Regions from separate parts of the Homo sapiens genome. Here region 1 is linked to region 2. Evidence: read pairs that join two places in POLR2A ChIA-PET (ENCODE). Cell type or tissue: HepG2. All regions are shown on one strand. Each heading gives the region's core, and the rest is flanking DNA. Links, peaks and the distances in the headings are about the cores only. Region 1 overlaps TMC2 (transmembrane channel like 2). Region 2 has its middle 5.1 kb from the start of SNRPB.

Evidence for each region. Peaks named below come from ENCODE experiments on the same cell type or tissue, not always from the same donor. Only the 100,000 strongest peaks of a DNase experiment are listed, where the experiment ranks them.
Region 1: POLR2A ChIA-PET joins it to region 2 with 5 read pairs; 3 of 35 experiments call an interaction of 5 or more read pairs at or near these places.

What each region holds. Positions count from the first base shown.
Region 1 is chr20:2,614,551-2,618,944 of GRCh38, forward strand. TMC2 (transmembrane channel like 2) reads left to right here. Exons shown (of 20, transcript NM_080751.3): 15 at 1,587-1,654; 16 at 2,522-2,761. It overlaps LOC105372505 (a long non-coding RNA gene), which reads right to left. Exons shown (of 5, transcript XR_007067502.1): 4 at 3,956-4,035. Among named protein-coding and RNA genes, the nearest start is that of NOP56, 36 kb to the right of the region's middle. In HepG2, for the core only: no CTCF peak of the experiment used is centred there; no DNase peak of the experiment used is centred there; H3K27me3 peaks cover 1,270 bases.
Region 2 is chr20:2,473,718-2,478,091 of GRCh38, forward strand. No RefSeq gene overlaps it. Among named protein-coding and RNA genes, the nearest start is that of SNRPB, 5.1 kb to the left of the region's middle. In HepG2, for the core only: a CTCF peak has its summit at 3,179 (motif pointing left); DNase peaks (open chromatin) are centred at 2,444 and 3,174.

The sequences.
Region 1 (4,394 bases), core at 90-4,089, 140 kb after region 2:
TGCCTAGGCGACATAGTGAGGCCCTGTCTCAAAAAGTATATAAAGAAAAAATAAAAAGATGAATAAAAGGAACTAGACTTACCATAATACTAAAACATATGATAAAGCTATAATAACTAAAACTGGTACTAGAAAATAGACCAACATGTCAATGGAACAGAATAGAAAGTCCAGAAATAGATACTATCTACATGGGCCTTTAGTTTATGATAAAGGGAGACTTTCAAACACACTGGGGGGAAAGGATTATATTAAAATATATATAAATTATATAAAAATGTGGGGGATTATATCCCTCATTCATTTCATCTAGATTAATTTTAGGCACATCAAAGTCTTAAACATCAAAAAAATGAAAATATAAATTTCTAAAAGAAAGCATGTACAAACTTAGAATCTTGGAGTGAGGAAGATTTGTCTAAGTAGGACATGAAACCCAGTAGATATGTGTTTTTTTTAACATTTTAAAATATTAAAATTTAAATTCTGGGTGGGGGTGCGGTGGCTCACATTGTAGTCCCAGCACTTTGGGAGGCTGAGGTGGGTGGATCACTTGAGGTCAGGAATTCAAGACCATCCTGGCCAGCATGGTGAAACTCCATCTCTACTAAAAATACAAGAATTAGCTGGGCATGGTGCTGCACACCTGTAATCCCAGCTACTTGGGAGGCTGAGGCAGGAGAATCACTTGAACCAGGAGGCAGAGGTTGCAGTGAGCTGAGATTGTGCCACTGCACTCCAGCCTGGGCAACAGAGCGAGACTCCGTCTCAATAAATAAACATCCAAGACTTCACCCCGTGGACTTAATGTATGCATGTTTCCTTCTTCCATCCATGCATGCTGGCCCTTCCTTTGTCTCTTTCCTAACTTCTCATCTCTCCTTCTTGTGTTCTCATTTCCCTTTATCTCCATTTCTGGAAGACAAATTGGGATGTGGGCTTTAGCATGCTTCATGAGGACCCTCATATCCTCAGTGCTCACAGATTTTATGTTCTTTCAAATATTCGGACAAATCACGAAAACTGCAAATGAGGTAGGCTGAAAATATGAACCAAGCTGGGTGCTTTCCTTTCCGTGAACTGCTCTCAGACTGGAGGAAGAAGAGAAGGAGAAAGAAGAGTTGGAAGGATGATTTGGTTTTTGTTTGTTTTTAAGCTTTCTTTTCTTTTGACTCCTCATTTAATTATTTGCATTTCATTATTTATTAGATTTCTCCTTGATTATAATTTCAGGGTATGTTTCTGATTAAAACGTTGATAAAATGTTCTGTTAGAGGCGAGGGTCTTCCCAAGAACACGCTGTCAGCCTGCAAGGCCTGAAAGATAGAAACTGTCATTTTTTTGTTTACTGAAATAGGCATTTTTAAAGTTTCAGCTTTGAGAATGTCAAATTTTTTGTTTAAAAGTTGAAAACATATTAAAGAAATAGAATGCTAAATCTAAGGTTCTTCTCTAGTTACCAGAGCAGGCTCTTTGGGATGGAATGGCCTTGGCTTGGCCAGTTGGTTGGTAGTAGGGTTTGGCTGAATTCACCAAACGTGCTTTTTTTTTTCTCTCTCTCTCTCGCTCCCTCCCTCCCTCTCTAGCCTTCATATGCTGAGTTTGATATTAGTGGAAATGTGCTGGGTTTGATCTTCAACCAAGGAATGATCTGGTGAGTTATCCATTTCATCTGGTGATCGCCTCATCCAAGGAGTCAAAAAACTGGAATCCCAGACTTTGCAACTTAACTAGTTGGAAGAGGCTAGATAAGTCCTCTTGCCTCTCTGAACTCCCCTCTTTCACATGAAAAATCAAGAGCGGGACTAGATGAGAAGCAGGACAGTTTCTGGCCCACCCATGTGCTACCATAGAAGTAGAGAGAAAGGGAGAGGGGTTGGTGGAGGAGAAAAGGAAAAGGAAGGAAGGCAGGAGAGAAGGAGAAGAGGGAAGAAAAAGGGAAGAAGGAAGAAAGACAAAGGAAAGGGAAAAGGAAGGAGTAAAGAAGAGGAGGAAAAGAGGAGGAAAGGAAAATAAAGAAGGAGGGAGGGAGAAAAGAAGGAAGAGAAGGTGGAAGGTAAATGAACTATGGAACTCCCTCTTCTGAAAAGGGAGTTCAAGGAGGTACATAACTTCAGCCAAAGACTTTCAAGGTGCCAAGGGCTCGCTGCAAGCCACTGTCCAATTCTCTCAATTGAAGGACTTCAAATACTCTTCTGAGCAGCAATGCTGTTTTATGGAAACCGAGGAGAAACAGGCAGGAGACCGTATAATTTGCTAGATGCCTGGGGGCGAGTCAGTGGTAAAATCTTGGCCAGAGCTTAAGCCAGGAATGCTCGGAGTGCCTCCCTCTCCTGAGGACTGCATGGTTCTGGCTTGATGATCGATATTCTGGTTAAATGGGAGGCCCCTTACCTGGGGACTTGCCAGGAAAGCAGCTCGGCCTCATGCCCCTAACCCATCCGTCCCATTTCCTTCTATCACCCTTCCCTCGCCTTCCCTGCTGTCCAGCCAACCAGGTGTTTGGTTTCTGCCATTCCAGGATGGGCTCCTTCTATGCTCCAGGCCTGGTGGGCATTAATGTGCTGCGCCTGCTGACCTCCATGTACTTCCAGTGCTGGGCGGTGATGAGCAGCAACGTACCCCATGAACGCGTGTTCAAAGCCTCCCGATCCAACAACTTCTACATGGGCCTCCTGCTGCTGGTGCTCTTCCTCAGCCTCCTGCCGGTGGCCTACACCATCATGTCCCTCCCACCCTCCTTTGACTGCGGGCCGTTCAGGTGCAGAGTCTCAGTTGCCCGGGAGCACCTCCCCTCCCGAGGCAGTCTGCTCAGAGGGCCTCGGCCCAGAATTCCAGTTCTGGTTTCATGCCAGCCTGTAAAAGGCCATGGAACTTTGGGTGAATCACCGATGCCATTTAAGAGGGTTTTCTGCCAGGATGGAAATGTTAGGTCGTTCTGTGTCTGCGCTGTTCATTTCAGTAGCCACCAGCCACCTGTGGCCGTTGAGTGCTTGAAATGAGGAACTGAGAAAATTAATTTCTCATGTATTTTTCTCATTTATTTATTAATTTTTAACTGATAGTTGTACATATTTGGGGGTACATGTGATATTTGGATACATGTATACAATATATAATGATCAAATCAGGGTAACTGGGATATCCATCACATCAAACATTTATTTTTTATTCTTTTTAGACAGAGTCTCACTCTGTCACCCAGGCTGGAGTGCAGTGGTGCCATCTCAGCTTACTGCAACCTCTGCCTGCCAGGTTCAAGCGATTCTCATGCCTCCACCTCCCAAGTAGCTGGGACTACAGGCATGCACCACAATGCCCAACTAATTTTTGTATTTTTAGTAGAGACGGGGTTTTGCCATGTTGCCCAGGCTGGCCTTGAACTCCTGGCCTCAAACAATCCACTTGCCTCGGCCTCCCAAAGTGTTATGATTACAGGCGTGAGCCACCGTGCCTGGCCTAAACATTTATCTTTTCTTTGTGTTGGGAACTTTGAAATTATACAATGAATTATTGTTAACTGTCATCTCCCTGCTGTGCTATGGAACACTGGGACTTCTTCCCTCTATCTAACTGTATATTTGTACCAGTTAACCAACCGTACTTCATCCCCACTCCTCTCTATCCTTCCCAACCTCTGATCACCTCATTCTACTCTCTACCTCCATGAGATCCACTTTTTTAGCTCCCACATGTGAGTAAGAAAATGCAATATTTGTCTTTCTGTGCCTGGCTTATTTCACTTAACATAATGACTTCCTGTTCCATCCATGTTGCTGCAAATGACAGGATTTCGTTCTTAATTTCAATTAAAATAACCACACATGGCTAATGGCTACCATATTCGACAGCACAGTTCTACCCTTTTAACACATGGATAACTTACTACCTGGGATTACTTTACCATAGGATAAGTAATGGTGGATATTCTGAGGATGAATTACCATACACTTACACGTGCCGTTTAAATGTGAAGCAGCTGCAGTGGACTCTTGACAGACCTCAACTGAGCTCTCTGCTCTCCAGAGCATTGGCCTGGGGGTTCAATACATAAGTCAAGCTAGTTGGGAGACTAGATATTGTATAAAAAGACAAATAATTATGTAAGGAGGTAGATCAAGAGATAATGTGCATCTACTGTTCTCTTTCCAAATGCCTGACCTTCTGAAAACAAAGCCCTCTGCCAACTCCGTAAAGAGAGGTTCTGTGGTTAAAGCAGTTTAGGACGTACTGCCCCTTCTGTCTGCCATTATCTCACTTAGAAATGCTCAATGCACACTCCTTTGTTAAAGGCTCTGAAGAATCATGCAATGAGGTAACACCTGTAAGCTAGTGTCTCCGTCCTTATTGACCACAGAACCCTTTCTGCATGGATCACTCATCCAGGGCTGGAA
Region 2 (4,374 bases), core at 1-4,000:
TGGCGTATGAGGGTTCTGATTTCTCCACATCTTCACCCATATTTGTTATTATCTGACTTTTTGATTCAAGCCATCTTAATGTGAAGTGCTATCAATTTCATCGTGGTTTTGATTTGCATTTCCCTCATGACTAATGATGTTGAACATCTTTTCATGTGCTTGTTGGCCATTTATATATCATCCTTGGAGAAATGCCCATTCAGATCCTTTTCTCATTTTTTAATTGGACCATTTGACTTTTATTATTGAGTTGTAAGAATTCTTTCTACATTACAGATACAAGTTCCTTGTCAGATATATGATTTATACAGGTTTTCTCCCATTCTGTGAGTTTTTTTTTTTTTTTTTTTTTTTGAGACAGAGTCTCACCCCATCACCCAGGCTGCAGTGCAGTGGTGCGATCACAGCTCACTGCAGCCTGACCTCCAATGCTCAAGCGATTCTCCCACCTCAGCCTTCCGAGTAGCTGGGACTACAGATGCATGCCACCACGGTGGCTAATTTTTGTTATTTTTTTTTTTTTTTGTAGAGACAGGGTTTCACCACGTTGCCCAAGCTGGATTCAAGCAATCCACCCACTTCAGCCTCCCAAACTGCTGGGATTACGGGCATGAGCCACCATGCCTGGCCTTTTCACTTTCTTGGTAATATCCTGTACAAAAGTTTTTTAATTTGGATGAAGTCTAATTTATCTTTTTGTTGTTGTTGTTGCTCATGTTTTTGGTGCAATAAGAAAAATCTTTTCTGCCAAATCTAAGATTATGAAGATTTACCCCTTTGTTTTCTTCTAATAGTTTTATAGTTTTAGCTCTTACATTTAGATTTTTGATATATTTTTAGTTCATATTTTATATATGGTATAAGGTAGGGTCAAACTGTATTCTTTTCTAAGTAGATATACAGTTAGCTCAGCATCATTTGTTAAAAAGACTCTTCTTTCCCCCACTGAATAATCTTGGCACCCTAGTGGAAAATCATTTGACCATTGACACATGGTTTTATTTCTGGACTTCCAATTCTATTCCTTTGATCTATATGAAGTCAGAAAAAGTGTGAATCCTCCTCCTTTTTCTTTTTCAAGGTTGTTTTGGCTATTCTAGATGCCTTGCAACTCAATTAGTTTGCCAATCTACAAATAAGGGAAAAGAGGTCATGAATTCAGAGCCGGGGATTAAACAGGCAATTCATCTGGTATTTACTTGATAAAATGGTCCCAAGTTTCAGTCTAGATCAGGGGCGGGCAAACTTTTTTAAAATATGTATAAGACTGGTTAGTTTCCAATATTTTTTTTGTTAAGGGCAGAGAGCATTTTAGGGCTATCGAGCCATTTGGTCTCTGTTGCAATTACTCAACTTTACCATGTACCATGGAAGCAGCTATACTCAATACCTAGCAAATGAGTGTGGCTGGGTTCCAATAAAATGTTATTTATGGATACAAATAGATGTCACAAAATATTATTATCCTTTAAATTCTTTGCGACCATTTAAAATGTAAAGACCATTTACATTTTGTGTAAATGTAAATGTAAAGACCATTTACATTTTGTGTGGCTCAAGGCCACACAAAAACATGTGATCAGCAAGGATTGGCATTTAGGCTGTAGTTTGCCAACCTCTGATGTAGACCATTAGATTTCTGTGTCTAGATTCAGGGTCACAGCCCCAGCTGAGTATTCATAATTAATAGTTTTGACTTGCATTATTTATTTGGCTTATCTCTGGGCTCACCAAATATATGCAGTCAAAATTCATGTCTTTTCCCTCATTTTAAAAACACACACATATACCTTCACACTTGTATCAATCTACGTTCGACAGGGAGACAGAAACCATACAGTAATTTAAATTAAAGAATTATTTTGCCAGGGATGGTGGCTCATGCCTTTAATCCCAGCACTTTGGGAGGCTGAGGCAGGCGGATCACCTGAGGTCAGGAGTTCAAGGCCAGCCTGGCAACATGGTGAAACCCCATCTCTAAAAATACAAAAATTAGCCGGCTGTGGTGGCGGGTGCCTATAATCCCAGCTACTCAGGAGGCTGAGGCAGGGAGAAATGCTTGAACCAGGGAGGTGGATGTTGCCGTGAGCTGAGATCGTGCCATTGCACTCCAGCCTGGGCAACAAAGCAAGACTCGATCCCCACCCCCCAAAAAAATTATTTTCCAAAGATAAATGTAAATACAAAAAGAAAATCCTACAGCTGAGGGGGATTACCCAAGGATAAACTTGGAAGGAGGGTTCCCTCCCCAAGGCTAGGGTTCAGTCCTTCTTGGAGTTGTGGTTGCAGCCTACTGGATAGCAGAAAAGTTTGAGGGGGAAGGTTGTGCAGGCCAGAGTTGGTCCACAGTCACTAAGCAAGCAGAAATAACCCTCTGGGGCACAAGCAAGCCAAAGCTGGCAAATAGTACACAGAGGGAATTGGGAATACAGAGAGAGCTGGGGTGTTGATGTTGACACAAGGCCTGGATCACATGGTGTCTGTGTGGGGAAGGCCTAAGGAAACAACAGGAGCCAAGGTTAATGGGCGGATGAGCGGAGGCGGCCAAGGCGCTGCTGTGGGCACTGCTGGAAATGGAGGCTGGAGAGCTGCAAGAACCTAGTACTCTTCTGTGCACAGCTTGGGCTGGGAGACCCAACAGTGGCTACTGGGGCCCTAGTGTGCATGCACTAGAGCTGGGGAGAGGGTCAGTGTGGGCTGGGGAGGCTCAAGCCTCCGCACAGGAGGAGGTCAGGTGGTCTGCTTGCTAGACGGCCAGTCCCGTGGGGCCCCCAGCATTTGTACCAGTGAGGCTGCAGAGAGGGTATGGCAGTGGCCTGGGCTGGGGCACAGGCCTGTGCTGTTTAGGCTCCCAACTGAGCCACCAGTGCCTGAGTGGAGAGCTGGACAAAACATACTCCTATGGTGGCCAATTGGTAGAAAAAGCTGTGTCCTGCAGGCATTTAGCACGGGAGAAAACTTCACTGGCCATGGAGTAGAGTAAAAATGGGTACTCTCACAGAGGTTGCAGTGAGCCAAGATCACGCCATTGCACTCCAGCCTGGGCAACAAGAGCAAAACTCTATCTTAAAAAAAAAAAAAATAGAAAAGAAAAAAAACAGGTACTCTCCAGGACCTGGTGAAAGAGCCACCTGACCCAAGAAAGAGGACCCTTCTCCCTGCAGTGTTGCTCTGGTGCCCTCTACTGATAAACCTTATGCCAGCTGGCAAAGGAAACACGTAAAGGGCCCAGATCCATTTTCACAGACCAGGCAACACAAGAATTTGAAGCTCAAACAATAAGTTGATAATTGGCACAATTTCACATACACACACAGACGTACTCTACCACATAGAAAGGCACAATCCTGGACGCAGATGGGAAAAAGAGGACACCCAGTTTGACTTACCCTCTAGAGAAGAAACTATTCTTATGGTAAACACAGATAAGAGGGGTGTTGACTTTCTGCTTGGATTCCTGGAGTGGTGAGAACTTTTTCTCTTTTGCAAATGTGTCTACTGTTCGAAAGCTGTGTTTGTGAGAGTCCTCTTTTACATTCTTGCCTGTCTTCTACATTCAGGCAATCACCAAGTGCTTTGGAGACAAACCCTATGAAGTCTATCTTCTCTTTCAGTCCACTCTGCTGTTGCCATAGCTTGTTATAAATTTTGCCTGGACAACTGCAATACTTCTGACTTCCCAGATTTTTACTGGTCTCAGTGCTGTTTATCACACTTCCTTTCATTCTCTTAAGTTTCCTCTCGGATTCTCTGCAATATCTCTTCTAGATCTCCAGCCCCATATGAAATTCCTTTGTCAATATATTCAGCAGAAAATCTGATTGGAAATGTTTTCATATTCTTACTAGCTATGTCAAGTGTACCTCCAATACTGCACAATTTATTTACTCAAAGATTTTTACAGGTTGAGCCTTTCTCTCAAGACAGGTGACCAGATGCAGTGGCTCATGCCTGTAATCCTAACACTTTAGAAGGCCAAGGTGGGAGAATTGCTTGAGCCCAGGAGCTTAAGACCACCTGGGTAACATAGTAAAACCTTGTCTCCATTAAAAAAAAAAAGACAAGCCACTTTTAGTGGCCGTGACTTAGGAGAAGGTACAGGCCCTTCTTCTTTAACCTAGGTTACAGGTTACTAGAACAGACACAGAAGAGAGGAAGCTAAGACAAAAACGATTTTAAGTAGCATTAAAATTTACAAAACTCAGCTCTCTTTCTGCCAGCCAAAAAATCGCTTTCTAGTTCCCAAAGGAATTGGAAAGCAGGGAAGAGGTAAGAACTGATGGCTGGCAGCAGTAAGGGCGCTGCTGAGCAACTGCTCTACCTGAGAGTGGGCCGAGCTGGGGAAGCTGGACTCGGCCTTGGGGTCTGCATCAG